2 separate regions of the Homo sapiens genome follow, and region 1 is linked to region 2. A link is an interaction called in ENCODE POLR2A ChIA-PET data of the cell type or tissue named here. Cell type or tissue: A673. All regions are shown on one strand. Each heading gives the region's core, and the rest is flanking DNA. Links, peaks and the distances in the headings are about the cores only.

Region 1 (9,852 bases), core at 3,856-6,355, 200 kb before region 2:
TGCACCACTGCACTCCAGCCTGGGCAACAGAGTGAGACTCAATCTTAAAAATAAATAAATATGAGGTGGATCATGCCTGTAATCCTAGCACTTTGGGAGGCTGAGGTGGGTGGATCACCTGAGGTCAGGAATTTGAGACTAGCCTGGCCAACATGGTGAAACCCCGTCTCTACTAAAAATACAAAAATTAGCCAGGCGTGGTGGCACACGCGCATGTGCACCCGTAGTCCCAGCTACTTGGGAGGCTGAGGCAGAAGAATTACTTGAACCTGAGAGACAGCAGTTGTGGTGAGCCAAGATCACACCATTGCACTCCAGCTTCGTGACAGAGCAAGACTCTATCTCAAAAATAAAAATTAAAATATAAATAAATAAAAATAAAAAAGGAATGAAAATTTGATACATGTTACAATATGATGAACCTTGAAAACATTATACTAAGTGAAATAAGCCAGATGCAAAAGGAAAAACACATGATTCCACTTATGTGAGGTACCTAGAATTGTCAGATTCACAGAGACAAAAGACAGAATACTAGTTACCAGGGGCTGGGGGTAAGGGAATTAGTAGTTTTATTTTTTATTTTTTTCTGAGACAAGGTCTCACTCTGTTGCCCAGGCTGGACTGCAGTGACGTGATCACAGCTCACTGCAGCCTCGACCTCCTAGGTTCAGGTGATCCTCCCACCTCAGCCTCCCAGGTAGCTGGGACTATAAGCATGCACTACGATGCCCAATTAATTTTGTGTGTGTGTGTGTGTTTTTAGTAGAGATGAGATTTTGCCAAGTTTCCCAGGCTGATCTCAAACTCCTGGTTTCAAACAATCCTTCTGCCTCAACCTCTCGAAGTGCTGGGAATACAATCATGAGCCACCACACCCGGCCAGAAGAATTATTGTTTAATGGGTATAGAGTTTAAGTTTTGGTGACAAAAATGTTCTGGAGATGGGTAATGGTGATGGTTGCCACTGAATTGTACAATCAAAAAGGGTTAAAACTGGCCGGGCGTGATGGCTCACGCCTGTAATCCCAGCACTTTGGGAGGCCGGGGGGGGGTGGATCACTTGAGGTCAGGAGTTCGAGACCAGCCTGACCAGTGTGGTGAAACCCCATCTCTACTAAAAATACAAAAAATTAGCCAGGCATGGTGGCGCATGCCTGTAATCCCAGCTATTTGGGAGGCTGAGGCAGGAGAATCTCTTGAACCCAGGAGGCAGAGGTTGCAGTGAGCCAAGATCGAGCCATTGCATTCCAGCCTGGGCAACAAGAGTGAAACTCCGTTTCAAAAAAAAAAAAAAATGGGGGCAGGGGGAGGCTGAGGCAGGGGAATCACATTAACCTGGGAGGCGGAGGTTGCGGTGAGCCGAGATGGCGCCACTGCACTCCAGCCTGGCGACAGAGCGAGACTGCATCTCAAAAAAAAAGGGGGGAGGTTAAAATGATAAATTTAAAATGTTATAAACGTTTTTGATTTTTGTTTTTGAGACAGTCTCGCTCTGTTGCCCAGGGGGCAGTGGAACGGCATGATCTCAGCTCACTGCAACCTCTGCCTCCCGGGGTTCAAGCGATTCTCCCTGCCTCAGCCTCCCAAGTAGCTGGGATTACAGGCGCCTGTCACTACACCCGGCTAATTTTTGTATTTTTAGTAGAGATGGGGTTTTGCCATGTTGGTCAGGCTGGTCTCAAACTCCTGATCTCAGGTGATGCACCTACCTCGGCCTCCCAAAGTGTTGGGAATGCAGGCGTGAGCCACCGTGGCCAGCCCTTTATTTTATTTTTGAGATGGAGTCTCGCTCTGTCACCCAGGCTGGAGTGCAGTGGCACGATCTCAGGTCACTTCCACCTCTGCCTCCTGGGTTCAAGTGATTCTCCTGCCTCAGCCTCCCCAGTAGCTGGGACTACAGGCATGCGCCACCACACCCAGCTAATTTTTGTATTTGCAGTACGGACGGGGTTTCACCATGTTGGCCTGGCTGGTTTTGAACTCCTGATCTCAAGTGATCTGCCTGCCTCAGCCTCCCAAAGTGCTGGGATTACAGGCGTGAGCCACCACATCCGACTTTTATTTTATTTTTGAGATAGGGTCTTCCTCTGTCTTTCAGGCTGGAGTGCAGTGGCATGATCTCAGCTCCCTGCAACCTCTGCCTCCTGGACTCAGGCCATCCTCCCACCTCAGCCTCCCAAGTAGCTGGGACTACAGGGGTACACCATCATATCCAGCTAATTTTTAAGTTTTTTGTAGAGACAGGCTTTCCACCATGTTGCCCAGGCTGGTTTCGAACTCCTGCGCTGAAGCGATTTGCCCACCTTGGCCTCCCAAAGTGCTGAGATTACAGGTGTGAACTACCATGCCTAGCCAAAAGTATTTTGTATTTTCATGATTACTAGTGAAGTTGCGCATCTGATTTTTGACATTTTCTATTTCATCTTTTATAAATTGCCTGCTGTTATTCATTGTCCATTTTTCTCTGCTGGATTGTTTATCTTTTTGTTATTAATTTATAGGAGTTCCTTTTACATTCATAGTATTTGTCTTTTGTCTACAAATATTGCCTTTCATTTGATTTAGTTTACGTTGTCTTTTGATACGCACAAATTTCACAGAATGGCTGCCAGAGTCCTACTGCTGCTACCAGGTGAATTTAGTATGGTGGTAGGTAGAAGGAGTTTCCAGAAAACAGGATGCTGGACAGAAAACCTAATGGGTGCCTACTATATAAACTTTAGTAAAGATGTTACCTTTCTAGCAATGAACTGCAAGGAAATGTCAGAGACACCAGTTATGGGTGCTGTTAGCTATCTGAGTCATGGTGTTCTTGTCACCATTCACTCATTTATTCCTCCAATCATGTATTTATTTATTTATTCAGCAAATATTTATTAAATATTTATTATTATGTAGGGCATAACATACTAAGCACTGTATTGTAACTAGACAACTGAGACATGGGCTCTCCTTTTGACAGGTTCAGTGTCTATTTAGGGAGGTAGAAATACTAAATTATCAATAATAGCAAAAAGATGAGTACCACACTAGAAAGATAATGGTGCTTCAGGCTAGAAAGCTGTAGACATAACAAGTGAATCACCAGGTGCAGTGCCTCACGCCTGTAATCCCAACATTTTGGGAGGCCGAGGAGGGCAGATCACTTGAGGCCAGAAGTTCGAGACCAGCCTGGCCAACATGGTGAAACCCCATCTCTACCAAAAATGCAAAAATTAGCTGGGCATGGTGGCGCATGCCTGTAATCCCAGCTACTTGGGAGGCTGAGGCAGGAGAATCACTTGAACCCAGGAGGCGGGTTGCAGTGAGCTGAGATCACACCACTGCACTCTAGCCTAGCCGACAGAGCGAGACTCCCATCCCCCCCCACCAAAAAAAAAGTGAATGGATTTAAGCTATATTTTTAAAGCAAAACTGAACGAACTTGCTGATGATTTGATATAGGTATCAAAGAAGCATTGAAGGTGATTCCTAGGATCTTGACTCAAGCAACTTTGAATATTCAGAAGAGCCTTTTACTGAGCTAGAGAAGACTGAGATTAAGATAGAGGTTCCAGGAAGAAAAATCAAAAGTTCTGTTTTAGATATATTAAGTAGTTTGAGATGCCTACTAGATATGTCAGTGATTCGTCATGTGTATTTAATATATGAGACTAGGAGCTCAAGGAAAAGAGGTAAGGCTGGATTATAAATTAGGTAGTCAATGGAAGATAGATGGTATTTAAAGTATGGGGCTGGATGGAATCACCTAGGGCAAACTATGGATAGAGTAGAAAAGAGCAAAAGGTAGAGTGAATGTTTAGAAGTTAGGTCAAGGAAGAAGAGGATCCAACCAAGATGACTGAGGGTGGCCAAGGAGGCAAGAAGAACACCAGAAGAATGGTGCCCTAGAAGGTGAGAACGAAATTATTTTGGCTGGGCGCAGTGGCTCATGCCTGTAATCCCAGCACTTTGGGAGGCTGAGGAGGGAGGATTGCTTGAGTTCAGGAGTTAGAGACCAGCCTAGGCAACATGGCAAAACTCCATCTCTCCAAAAATTAATAATAAAAAATAGCCGGGGATGATGGCCTGCACCTGTAGTCCCAGCTACTCGGGAGGCTGAGGTGGGAGGATCGGTTGAGCCCAGAGCCTGACGTTGCAGTGAATTGCACCACTGCCCTCCAGCCTGGGTGACAGAGTGAGACATTGTATCTAAAAAATACCAGAAAGAAAGAAGTTATTTCAAGGGGAGAGTAGTCAACAGGGTTGAATACTGTTTTTGTTTTGTTATTTATTTATTTAGACACAGGGCCTCACTCTGTTGCCCAGGTTGGAGTGCAGTGGCACTATCACAGTTCACTGGAACCTCGACTTCTGAAGCTCAAGCAATCCTCCCACCTCAGCCTCCCAAGTAGCTGGGACTATAGGTGCACACCACTATGACCGGCTAATTGTTAAATTTTTTGTAGAGACCGGGGGGTTTCGCCATGTTGCCCATGCTGGTCTCCAGCTCCTGGGCTCAAATGATCTGCCTGCCTTGGCCTCCCAAAGTGTTGGGATTATAGGCGTAAGCCACCATGCCCAGCCAAAAACAAGTTTTTGAATAGATTATATCACATGGTACAAAATTTTAAAGATACCAAAGGATATACAGTGAAAAGTCTCACTGACACACCTTTCCTTCAGCCACAGTGTTTTTCTCCCTGAATTCAATATTTCTAGGCTCTTATGAATCCTTCTGGAAATATTCTCTGTATATACAAGCAATTGTGTGTGTGTTCTTCTACCTTCCTTCTTTCTAAACAAATACACAAATGGCAACTCATTGTACACACTGTTTCTGTCCCTTGCTTTTCTACTTATCTATCTATCTTGGAGATTGTTCCATATATTTATATAGAAAGGTCTTTCACTTTCTTTTTTTTTTTTTTGAAGTTTTTTTCTTTTTTTTTTTCTGCTTCGCTGATTCTCTGAATTGCTTTATTTATGGCTCCATTGTATTGTTACACCTTAATTTATTTATTCAATCCCTTAGTGACTCCTATTGATGAATATTTAGGTTGTTTCCAATCTTTTGCTATTACAAGTAAAGGTGCAATGAATAATTTTTTACATAGAGTATTTCATATGTGTGGCAATGTATTTGTAGGATAAAATTACTTAGAAGAACTGCTGAGTCAAAGGGTAAGTACATTTGCGACTTTGATAGATAAGGTGCCAAAATGCTTCTATGGGGCCGGGTGCGGTGGCTCATGCCTGTAATCCCAGCATTTTGGGAGGCCAAAGCGGGTGAGTCACCTGGGTTCGGGAGTTTGAGAACAGCCTGGCCAAAATGGTGAAACCCTGTCTGCACCAAAAAATACAAAAATTAGTTGGGCATGGTGGCATGCACCTGTAGTGCCAGCTACTAGGGGGGCTGAGGTGGGCAGAATCTCTTAAACCTGAGAGATGGAGGTTGCAGTGAGCCAAGATTGTGTCACTGCACTTCAGCCTGGGTGACAGAGCAAGATTCCATCTCAAAAAAAAAAAAAAAGCTTCTGTGGAATTTGTACCAATGTCTCTCCCACCAGCAATGATGAGAAGGCCTGCTTCCCTATATAGTGTGTTATCAATTTTTTATCTTTTTTTTGAGATGAGTCTCGCACTCTCGCCCAGGCTGGAGTGCAGTGGCGCCATCTCTGCTCACTGCAAGCTCTGCCACCAGGGTTCACACCATTCTCCTGCCCTCAGCCTCCTGAGTAGCTGGGACTGCAGGCACCCGCCACCACGCCCGGCTATTTTTTTGTATTTTTAGTAGAGATGGGGTTTCACCGTGTTAGACAGGATGGTCTCAATCTCCTGACCTAGTGATCCGCCCATCTCAGCCTCCCAAAGTGCTGGGGTTACAGGCATGATCCACTGCGTATTTATTTATTTTTAAGATGGAGTCTCACTCTGTCGCCCAGGCTGGAGTGCAGTGGTGCAATCTTGGCTCACTGCAACCTCCCCCTCCTAGGTTCAAGCGATTCTCAGGCCTCAGTTTTTTATCTTTGCCAATCTGATAAGTGAAAAATGGTCTTTTGGTGTACTTATTTAATTTTAATTTCTTTTGAGTGAAGTTGAACATATTTCCAAAACTTTAAAAGCTATTTGTATTCCTTTTTCTTTGAATTGTCTCTTCCTACCCTTTGCTAATTTTTCTTTTCTTTTTCTTTTTCCTTTTTTTTTTTTTTTTTTTTGACAGAGTCTCGCTCTGTTGCCAAGGCTGGAGTACAGTGGCATGATCTCGGTTCACTGCAACCTCTGCCTCCTGGGTTCAAGCAATTGTCCTGCCTCAGCCTCTCGAGTAGATGGGATTAATAGGTGTGCGCCACCACGCCCGGCTAATTTTTGTATTTTTAGTAGAGATGGGGTTCACCACGTTGGCCAGGCTGGTCTCGGAACTCCTGGCCTCAAGTAATCCGCCCTCCTCAGCCTCCCGAAGTGCTAGGATTATAGGCATGAGCCACCGCGCCTGGCCCCTTTGCTCATTTTTCTAATGAATTGTTGGTCTTTTTCTTATTGATTTGTAGCTCTTTGGCCAGGCTGTAGTGCAGTGGTGTGATCTCAGCTCACTGCAACCTCTGCCTGCTGGGCTCAAGCAATCCTCCCACCTCAGCTTCCAGAGTAGCTGCGACTACAAGGGCGTGCCACTGTGCCCAGCTAATGTGTGTGTGTGTGTGTGTGTGTGTGTGTGTGTGTGTGTGTGTGTGTGTGTGTTTTGTAGAGACAGGGGGGTTTCACCATGTTGCCCAGGCTGGTCTCCAGCTCCTGGGCTCAAGCGATCCGCCCACCTCGGCCTCTCAAAGTGCTGGGATTGCAGGCGTGAGCCACTGAGCCCAGCCTATAGGAGCTCTTAATATATTAGGCACATTATCCCTCTGTCATGTGAGTTGTGAGTGTCTTTTCATTTTGTTAATGGTGATTGTTTTTTCCTGCAGAAATTTTTTATTCTTGTATAGTTGAATTTATCCAAGTTTTGTGTCAAACTTTAAAAACCACCTCCACTCGAAAGTTACTTTTCTTCCCTTAATTTCCCAGAAGAGTTTTTTAAGTATTGGGAAAGAGAAACTAGAACATGCTTGTATATTTTCAATAGAAAGGAAGAAATTGATGAATCAGGAGAGATTTGGGAAATTTTCAGCTGCAAAGCCCATGACTAGGCTAGAGGGGATGGGAAACAGAGCCCAGATGGAATGATTGGCTTTGGAACAGCCTCACTTCTCCCCTTGTCACAGGAGGGAAGACAGGATATGGGTTCTGATGCAGGTAGGTTGGGGGATTTGGTGGTGAGAGGATGACAAAGTTCCTATCTGCTTGCCTATGTTTTCCCAATGACGTAAAAGGCAAATTCGTTAGCTGAGAGAGCAGAGCAGGAAAAAGCTGTTAAGGTTTGAGGAGAGATGGAGTTTAGAGGTTTAGAGGCCAGGTTGATTAGCAATTCTAACTTCATTTTCCCCCCTTGAAACAAAAGAAAATTTATTTAAAGTTTTTATCAGTATAATGATTTGATCTGATGGAATGACTCTGTTTCCCTTTGAAAACTTCTTTCTTCTTAAGGAATGGTTCATATGGTTATATTTTTCTTTTCTTTTTTTTTCGAGATGGAGTCTTGCTCTATCGCCCAGATTGGAATGCAATGGCATGATCTCAGCTCACTGCAACCTCCGCCTCCCGGGTTCAAGTGATTCTTGTGCCTCAGCCCCCTGAGTAGCTGGGATTACAGGTGTGCCCCACCACACCTGGCTAATTTTTTGTTGTTGTTGTTTTGTTTTTGAGACGCAGTCTCATTCTGTTTCCCAGGCTAGAGTGCAGTGGCACGATTTCGGCTCACTAAAACCTCTGCCTCCCGGGTTCAAGCGATTGTCCTGCCTTAGCCTCCTGAGTAGCTGGGATTACAGGCTCGTGCCACCACACCCAGCTAATATTTGTATTTTTAGTAGAGACAGGGTTTCTCCATGTTGGTCAGACTGGTCTCAAACTCCCGATCTCTGGTGTTCTGCCTGCCTCGGCCTCCCAAAGTATTGGGATTACAGGTGTGAGCCGCTGTACCCGGCCCACACCTGGCTAATTTTTGTAATTTTATTAGAGAAAGGGTTTCACCATGTTGGCCAGGCTGGTCTCGAGCTCCTGGCCTCATGTGATCTGCCGGCCTCGGCTTCCCAAAGTACTGGGATTACAGGTGTGAGCCACTGTGCCCAACCATCATATGGTTATATTTTTCTGACAGTATAAATGACTTGGCCTCAATGTGCTATACCTGGGCTCCTAGCAGGGTGAGCTTGTTTTCAAGAAGTGTTTGGGTTCATTCTTTTTTTTTTTTTGAGATGGAGTCTCGCTCTGTTGCCCAGGCTGGAGTGTAATGGCATGATCTCGGCTCACTGCAACTTCTGACCCCCAGGGTTCAAGTGATTCTTGTGCCTCAGCCTCCCAAGTAGGTGAAATTAACAGCGCCCACCACCATGCCCAGCGAATTTTTTTGTATTTTCAGTTGAGACAGGGTTTCACCATGTTGGCCAGGCTGGTTTCGAACTCCTGACCCAAAGTGATACACCCACCTTGGCCTCGCAAAGTGCTAGGATTACAGATGTGAGCCACCGCGCCTGGCCTGGGTTCACTCTTTGGATGACAATTGAAAGCTTCTCCATAAATAATTCATTTTCTTTTTTTCCTTTTTTTTTTTTAATGGAGTCTCACTTTGTCACCCAGGCTGGAGTGCAGTGGCGCGATCTCAGCTCACTGCAACCTCCGCATCCCGGGTTCAAGCAATTCTCCTGCCTCAGCCTCCCGAGTAGCTGGGATTACAGGCGTGTGCCACCACGCCCAGCTAATTTTTGTATTTTTAACAGAGACAGGGTTTAGCCATGATGGCCAGGATGGTCTCAATCTCTTGACCTCGTGTTCCACCCACCTCCACTTCCCAAAGTGCTGGGATTACAGTCGTGAGCCACGGTGCCCAGCCAAATAATTCATTTTCTACACTTACCACACAGATGCTAAAAGCTCAACAACTTGAGTTTGAGTTATTTGCCTTCTCTTTGTTCACTTCGCATTTATATTATATGTCCCTAAAGAGAGAATTTGATTGGATTGATTTGCCATTACTTGACATTGAGTGCTGCTTTTGAACAGCTATTTTTTGAAGTTCAAAATATCCTATTGCCTCAATGGCAGTAGGTAGCTTGCATATAGTGGCCTTTGACTTATGTTTAAGCTACTGGTTAATCAGCTGTGATAGCTGGGTTTGTTTCATTCAAAACAGGTCATATGAGTCATCGCACTTGAGCAAGAACAGCATCTCACTTTACCTAGAAGGGGGCCATGTACATGGCAAGCCCAGTTGGCTGCATGGACTTCATTCAGCTGTTCTGGAAAAGTGTTCATATCCTTTGTCTCAGTAATTCTACATCTGGCAATCTAACCTAAGGAAGTAATCTTTAGGAGACAGTATAGTAGAGTGGTTAAGAACATACATGTTTGGGCTGGGTACGTCCCCACCCCCCCCCAAAAAAAAAGAAAAAAAGAACATACATCCTTTGGAGTCAGACGTATTTAGAATCGAATCCCAAATGGAAATGTAAAATAAGTCACTTCTAGAGTTTTATTTCTCTGCTCCTCAAGTCATTGCTATGCAATTTTTTTTTTTTTTTTTTGAGACTCAAAGTGAGTCTCACTTTGTCCCCCAGGCTGGAGTGCAGTGGTGTGATCTCAGCTCACTGCAACCTCCGCCTCCCAGGTTCAAGTGATTCTCCTGCCTCAGTCTCCCGAGTAGCTGGGATTAGAGGCGTCCTCTACCACACCCACCTAATTTTTGTATTTTTAGTAGAGACAGGGCTTCACCATGTTGGCCAG
Region 2 (6,921 bases), core at 3,124-5,623:
GACGCTGCTGAACAAGTTTGGTGACTGTTCTAAGCACAACTGGCTTGATACTGTTCCCACGGCCTGTCCACCTCCCACCCCCAACCCTCCACCAGAGTAGGTAGGATGTAGGGAGGGTGCGTGCCTCCTTTGCTCTAGGCACTGAGGGACCAAGCTAGCCGTGCACAGCCCCATACACTTCAGGGGACTAAAGGAAAGAGCTGAGCCAAGGAAAATCAGCTGAGCCCAGGGCTGGGGGCTGCTTGTCTGCTATCCTGTACCTTTTTTTTTTTTAACCAAAATAAAGATTCCCCTCTTCTTGCCATACCATTGGCTGTCTGGTGGCGCCTTTACTTTGGGGCCCAGGGATGGGACCTGCAGTGGGCGTGTGGAACATATGGCTCCCCCTCGCTCCCAGCTTTCTTCCAGCTGGCCAGTGCTGCTCTGGAGATTTACAAGCACAACGAAGCCAGGAGGGACACAGGAAAAGTGGCTGACATCCTTTTCACTCTGCCCCTCCAGAACTCTTGGTCTCAATTCCAGACACCACCCAGCCTTAGCTGACCTCTGGATTCTGATAGGTCCCAGTGCAGGCTGAGACAGAGGGTTTAACTCCAGTTTGGGACTGCCATACCCATGAACTGAGCCCAGCCCAGGGTAACGATCTCATGGAAACTTCTCTCTCCCCAGTTGCTGCACTACATCAAGATACACACATGTGCATACACTGTACTATGGGCTAAAAAAATAGCTACCGCTACCGTTCAGCAAGGGCTTGCCGAGTCCCGGGCCCATTTTCTCATCTTAACCTGTGAGGAGGATGATGTCAGCCTTTTTACAGATGAGGGAACTGAGACTCAAGGAAGAAACAGGAGCTGCCCAAGGTCACCCAGCTGGCAAAGCAGCAAATCCCAGATCGGAACCTGATCTCTGCCCCGAGCTCTGAGCCATCTGCACTACCCAAGGAATGAATACAGCGGTGGGAGGATGAGATCTTGGAGAAACCCTAAAATTAGAGAATGTCATAGCCAGTAGAGGGCTTAGAGTTGATCTGGGCCAGCCTCCTTGTTTTACTGATGGAGAAATTGAAGCCCAGAGGCAGGAAGGGACCTGCCCAAGGCCTTATAACAGAGCTGGGATGCAGTCCCACACTCTGACCTCATTCCATTCTCTCTCCATAAATTCTGCACTGTCTCTAGACTGGACTGGTTTAGATGTGGGATACTCTAAACAGCAGTGCCTTCAAGAGAAAAAGAATCAGAACTACGAATCACTTAAAAGTAATGTAAGCTACTCTGGGCACACTGCCTATGGGGTCGCCCTGCTCCACAAGGAGCCACAAAAATAATTAAAATAATTTAATATCCCTTCCCAAAGGTAACCAGTAAAGTAAGCTCTTGGCTAGGTAACTGGACTCTTGTTCACAACTAGCCAGTGGGAAAAGGTGCTAGAGCTTCCTCTGGCCACCTGTTTAATTTGATCATTCCAAGACAGAAACATTTCTTAGGAAGTTCTTTCTAGAATCTACCTGGTGTCCCTCCCACTGCTATCAGAGCCCTGTCCTCTGTCCTCAGTGGAGGTAGAGAGCAAATGGTTGCTGCTTTCTTCATCACAACCCTTCAAAGCCTATTATTACCAGCTAAGAAGGATTGGTTGACTATGGGGCCAGAGCCCCTGAGCCTGCTGGTAGAATGGATGCTGTACAGGAGGGTGGGGAGGTAGCAGGCAGAATGAGGAAAGCCCCTTTGAGCTGCAACCCCAGCTCCTGTCCTGCTGACTCAGACAGCTGACTGTGGAGCTCCATGCCCTGCCAGGGCCTGCTGCCTCCTGCCCGTCTGAGCTCCTGAACTTGGGAAATGGAGGCCCAGAGGCAAAGGGAGGTACCTGAGACAGGAACTGAGTCAGGATCAACAGGCCAGAGCGGGCAGGAGGTATCAGGCAGCCTGGCTCCCAGATGCACCCCTGAGCTCCAGCAGGGGAGGAGTAGGAATGAAGGGGCTTCCTTGCCCTTGCTCATGGCTATGCGGAGGGCGTGAACCACCACCAGGTCCTCTGGCTTAAGTGGCGGGAAGCAAATGGTCCCTCCCTGGACTCAGGCTCCAAAGTTCCTGGGCCTGCCTTCCAGGTTCCCAGTGTCCTGGGATCTCCAGCTTTCCCCAGGACTTGGGGAAGCCCCGGCTGGATGACTAGTACAAATGAAGGCCCCTGAGGTTCCAGGACCTGCTGAGGTCACAGGAATATCCTAGATCAAGCTTGTCCAACCCACGGCCCACAGGCTGCATGTGGCCCAGAATGGCTTTGAATGCAGCCCAACACAAATTAGTAAACTTTCTTAAAACATTATGAGATTTTTTTGCAAATTTTTTTTTTTTTTTAGCTCATCAGTTATTGGTAGTGTTGGTATATTTTATGTGTGGCCCAAGACAATTCTTCCAATGTGGCCCAGGGAAGCCAAAAGATTGGACACGCCTGTCCTAGATGGAGAGGAAGGAGGCAGTGCTGAGCACATCTGGCCATTCATCCATCTGGAGAGAGAAGGCTATGGGCAAACTGCTTCCTCTCCCCTGTAGACACCCAGCTGGGAAGGTCTGGCCTTTGGCTAAGTCCTGGCTTGGGGTCCTTCCTCATTTCACAGAACCTAACTCTATGTTAGTGCTTTGTGAGTATATGTTGATCATAATAAAGTTGACGGGATTTTTTCACATGATAATAATAGTTGTCATCTGGCCGGGCATGGTGGCTTATGCCTATAATTTCAGCACTTTGGAAGGCTGAGGCAGGTGGATCACTTGAGGTCAGCTGTTCGAGACCAGCCTGGCCAACATGGTGAAACCACATCTCTACTTAAAAAAAAAAAAAATACAAAAATTAGCTGGGTGTGGTGGTGCACCCTTGTAATCCCAGCTACTCGGGAGGCTGAGGCAGGAGAATCACTTGAACCCAGGAGGTGGAGGTTGCAGTGAGCTGAGATTGTGCCACTACACTCCAGCCTGGGTGACAAGAGCGAAACTCCGTCTCAAAAAAAAGAAAATAATAATAATAATAGTTGCCATCCATTCTACTGTGCTTTCCATTAACTCGTGTAATCCTCACAAGTCCCATTTTATAGTTACAGGAACTGAGGCTCACAGAGCTTAAATCACTTGGCCAAGGCCACAAACAGCTATAAGAATTACATTTAGGCAGTCTGATTCCAAAGATACTAGTCTATTCTGTATCTCATAGACAAACAATACATATTCACTTTTTTGTTGTTGTTTTGTTTTGAGACGGAGTCTTGCTCTGTCACCCAGGCTGGAGTGCAGTGGCGCCATCTCGGCTCACTGCAAGCTCCGCCTCCCGGGTTCAAGCGATTCTCCTGCCTCAGCCTCCCGAGTAGCTGGGACTACAGGCATGTGCCACCATGCCCGGCTAATTTTTTGTATTTTTAGTAGAGACAGGGTTTTCCTGGGTTAGCCAGAATGGTCTCGATCTCCTGACCTTGTGATCCACCCACCTCAGCCTCCCAAAGTGCTGAGATGACAGGCGTGAGCCACCGCGTCCGACCTATATTCACTATTTATAAATTGGAGAGAATAAGAAAATCAAAAGGGCCAGGTGTAGTGACTCACACCTGTAATCCCAGCACTTTGGGAAGCCAAGGCAGGAGGATTGCTTGAACCCAGAAGTTCGAGACCAGCCTGGGCAACATGGTGAGACCCTGTCTCTACAAAAAAATACAAAAATTAGCTGGGCGTTGTGGTGAGCACCTTATTCTTAGGAAGCTGAGGCAGGAGGATCACCTGAGGCCAAGGAGGTTGAGACTGCAGTGAGCTGTGATCATACCACTGTACTTCAGCCTGGACATCAGAGTAAGACCCTATCTCTAAAAAGGAAATTGAGAAGAAAGAAAATCAAAGGGAAGCAAAATCACTCACTCTCACTACCTCAAGATACCCTCTAGAAGTTGGTATTTTAGTGTGGTTCCTATTGTTTTCTGTGTCAGTTCTCTGATTTGAGCAAAATCTTTGGGACGTCAAACTTAAAATCCCCTTTACTTCCTTGGAAACCCTGTAGCATTAGCCCAGACATGTCCCTACTCCTCCTTGTGGCAAAGAGAAGGATCTCGTCTTTGGTCCCCAGAGTTCTGGCCTAAGCCTCCCTCCAGGAGGGAAGATGAGTGTTCAGACACTCAGAGTAGCTGGGGGAGACACAGGCCTGTGAAATTATCCTGGCTCAACTATTAGGTCGGCAGAATCCCAGTGAAGGGAGCCCTACCTCTGAGCCCCATCTAAGCTTTGGCTATGGGTGGGGCAGATAAGCAGGAATCCATCCCTATAGGCTCAATGCCAACACCCTTAGGTGAAACTCTTGATGAAACTTGAGGCCAGGGCTCCGGCAAGCAGGGAAAGAACGTTGGCAACAGAGGTCTCCATCTCTGAGGACTCTGCCAGGGGTCAGAGATGGGGCAATGGTCAAAAGGAAGGAACAGGCCAGGCACAGTGGCTCATGCCCATAATCCCAGCACTTTGGGAGGCTGAGGCAGGAGGATCGCTTGAGCCCAGGAGTTTGAGACCTGCCTGGGCAATGTAGTGAGATCTGCTCTCTATTTAAAAAAAAAAAAAAGGAAAGAACAAGTAAACTTCTGAGAAACAGGCTGGGGGAGGCATCACGTAGCTGGAATTGCTGCCCCATAAAACAGAATGGTATGTGTCACTGCCACCTCCCTTTCTCAGTCCTCTCTCTCCCCAGGTTGCTAGCGTCCCCCCTGGGGGATCAAACTGGACTGCTTCCCAGCCTCAGACAGAGAGCAGTCTGAGTCAGGCAGGAAAGTGGGACAGCCGGGGAGCTGGACCCCACCCTCTGTGAGCCCCGCTGGTACCTGATGGCATGTGGCTTGGAGAGGGCAGGTGACCTGGCGTGGAGGGCCAGAGGGTAAATCCTCAAACAAGTGGCAACAGGCCACCAACTTGAAAGGGAAAATTGTGTAGTGATGGGAAATGTGTCCAACAAACCTACTGGGTGACTAATTACAAAGGCTGGGCTGGAGCTTCAGAGGCTGCTTGTTAAACACTTCATTAAGCGGCACTCTGAAAGCTGCCACCTGCGCATTCTGGGAGCTCAGAGGGGACCCTGAGGGGGAATGAGGCCTGGAGGATGGAACCATCTTCAGGTAGACTGAGAAGGAGCCTGGATCTCACTTCCAAACACAGTCTGGAGCTCATAGGTCAGAGGCCTCAATGGGAGAAAAGCTAAAGGAAGAGGGTGCAGAAAGGAGTTTCAGGGAATTGGTGGCTATGTGACTTTGAGCAAATCTCACCCCTCTCTGAGACTTAGTGTTCCCATCTCTATGGTCCTGTGTGTGTCACAGAGACATGGTGGGGATTAAATTCGATCGTGAATATGAAAGTGCTTGGGAAACTCCATGGCCCTACCTAAACATGAGTTATCCTCACCTGAACCAAGGGGGGAAGTTACCTGGCAGGATTAGGAACCCCATCCTCCTGAACCTTTATGGGCTCTGTCGAGGCTGAAGCAGCCAGGGGCTAAAGCCGTCCTTAGCCCCTGGAAGGGCACTGTGAAAGTGGATCTGATTTGAGAAGCCGTTTCCTGATGTGGGCAGCCATGTGATGCCAGCCCCGAACAAGAGGGGGCAGCCTGGAGCCTGGAAAGGTGCCAGTGCAGGTGGGGCCCACGCCCAGATTTCTCCTGCTGACTGTTCTGATGATTCACCCCCACATCCCAGCCTTTTTACCTTTACTGCAGAGCCGGAAAGGGTGTGGGGAAGAGAGGAGAGGGAGGCAGGTCTTGGGCCCTGGTCCCGCCCCCTGCTCCTCCCCACCCTTCTCTGGGCCTGGCCACCCAGCCAAAAGGCAGGCCAAGAGCAGGAGAGACACAGAGTCCGGCATTGGTCCCAGGCAGCAGTTAGCCCGCCGCCCGCCTGTGTGTCCCCAGAGCCATGGAGAGAGCCAGTCTGATCCAGAAGGCCAAGCTGGCAGAGCAGGCCGAACGCTATGAGGACATGGCAGCCTTCATGAAAGGCGCCGTGGAGAAGGGCGAGGAGCTCTCCTGCGAAGAGCGAAACCTGCTCTCAGTAGCCTATAAGAACGTGGTGGGCGGCCAGAGGGCTGCCTGGAGGGTGCTGTCCAGTATTGAGCAGAAAAGCAACGAGGAGGGCTCGGAGGAGAAGGGGCCCGAGGTGCGTGAGTACCGGGAGAAGGTGGAGACTGAGCTCCAGGGCGTGTGCGACACCGTGCTGGGCCTGCTGGACAGCCACCTCATCAAGGAGGCCGGGGACGCCGAGAGCCGGGTCTTCTACCTGAAGATGAAGGGTGACTACTACCGCTACCTGGCCGAGGTGGCCACCGGTGACGACAAGAAGCGCATCATTGACTCAGCCCGGTCAGCCTACCAGGAGGCCATGGACATCAGCAAGAAGGAGATGCCGCCCACCAACCCCATCCGCCTGGGCCTGGCCCTGAACTTTTCCGTCTTCCACTACGAGATCGCCAACAGCCCCGAGGAGGCCATCTCTCTGGCCAAGACCACTTTCGACGAGGCCATGGCTGATCTGCACACCCTCAGCGAGGACTCCTACAAAGACAGCACCCTCATCATGCAGCTGCTGCGAGACAACCTGACACTGTGGACGGCCGACAACGCCGGGGAAGAGGGGGGCGAGGCTCCCCAGGAGCCCCAGAGCTGAGTGTTGCCCGCCACCGCCCCGCCCTGCCCCCTCCAGTCCCCCACCCTGCCGAGAGGACTAGTATGGGGTGGGAGGCCCCACCCTTCTCCCCTAGGCGCTGTTCTTGCTCCAAAGGGCTCCGTGGAGAGGGACTGGCAGAGCTGAGGCCACCTGGGGCTGGGGATCCCACTCTTCTTGCAGCTGTTGAGCGCACCTAACCACTGGTCATGCCCCCACCCCTGCTCTCCGCACCCGCTTCCTCCCGACCCCAGGACCAG

Evidence for each region. Peaks named below come from ENCODE experiments on the same cell type or tissue, not always from the same donor. Only the 100,000 strongest peaks of a DNase experiment are listed, where the experiment ranks them.
Region 1: POLR2A ChIA-PET joins it to region 2 with 9 read pairs; 2 of 35 experiments call an interaction of 5 or more read pairs at or near these places.

The regions. Positions count from the first base shown.
Region 1 is chr1:26,657,781-26,667,632 of GRCh38, forward strand. No RefSeq gene overlaps it. Among named protein-coding and RNA genes, the nearest start is that of ARID1A, 33 kb to the right of the region's middle. In A673, for the core only: no CTCF peak of the experiment used is centred there; no DNase peak of the experiment used is centred there.
Region 2 is chr1:26,857,296-26,864,216 of GRCh38, forward strand. ZDHHC18 (zDHHC palmitoyltransferase 18) reads left to right here. Exons shown (of 8, transcript NM_032283.3): 8 at 1-309. It overlaps SFN (stratifin), which reads left to right and starts at 5,854. Exons shown (of 1, transcript NM_006142.5): 1 at 5,854-6,921. The coding sequence starts at 5,918. The coding sequence ends at 6,664. RefSeq lists a silencer at 5,520-5,669 and an enhancer at 5,539-6,418. In A673, for the core only: CTCF peaks have their summits at 4,083 and 5,601 (motif pointing right); a DNase peak (open chromatin) is centred at 4,076.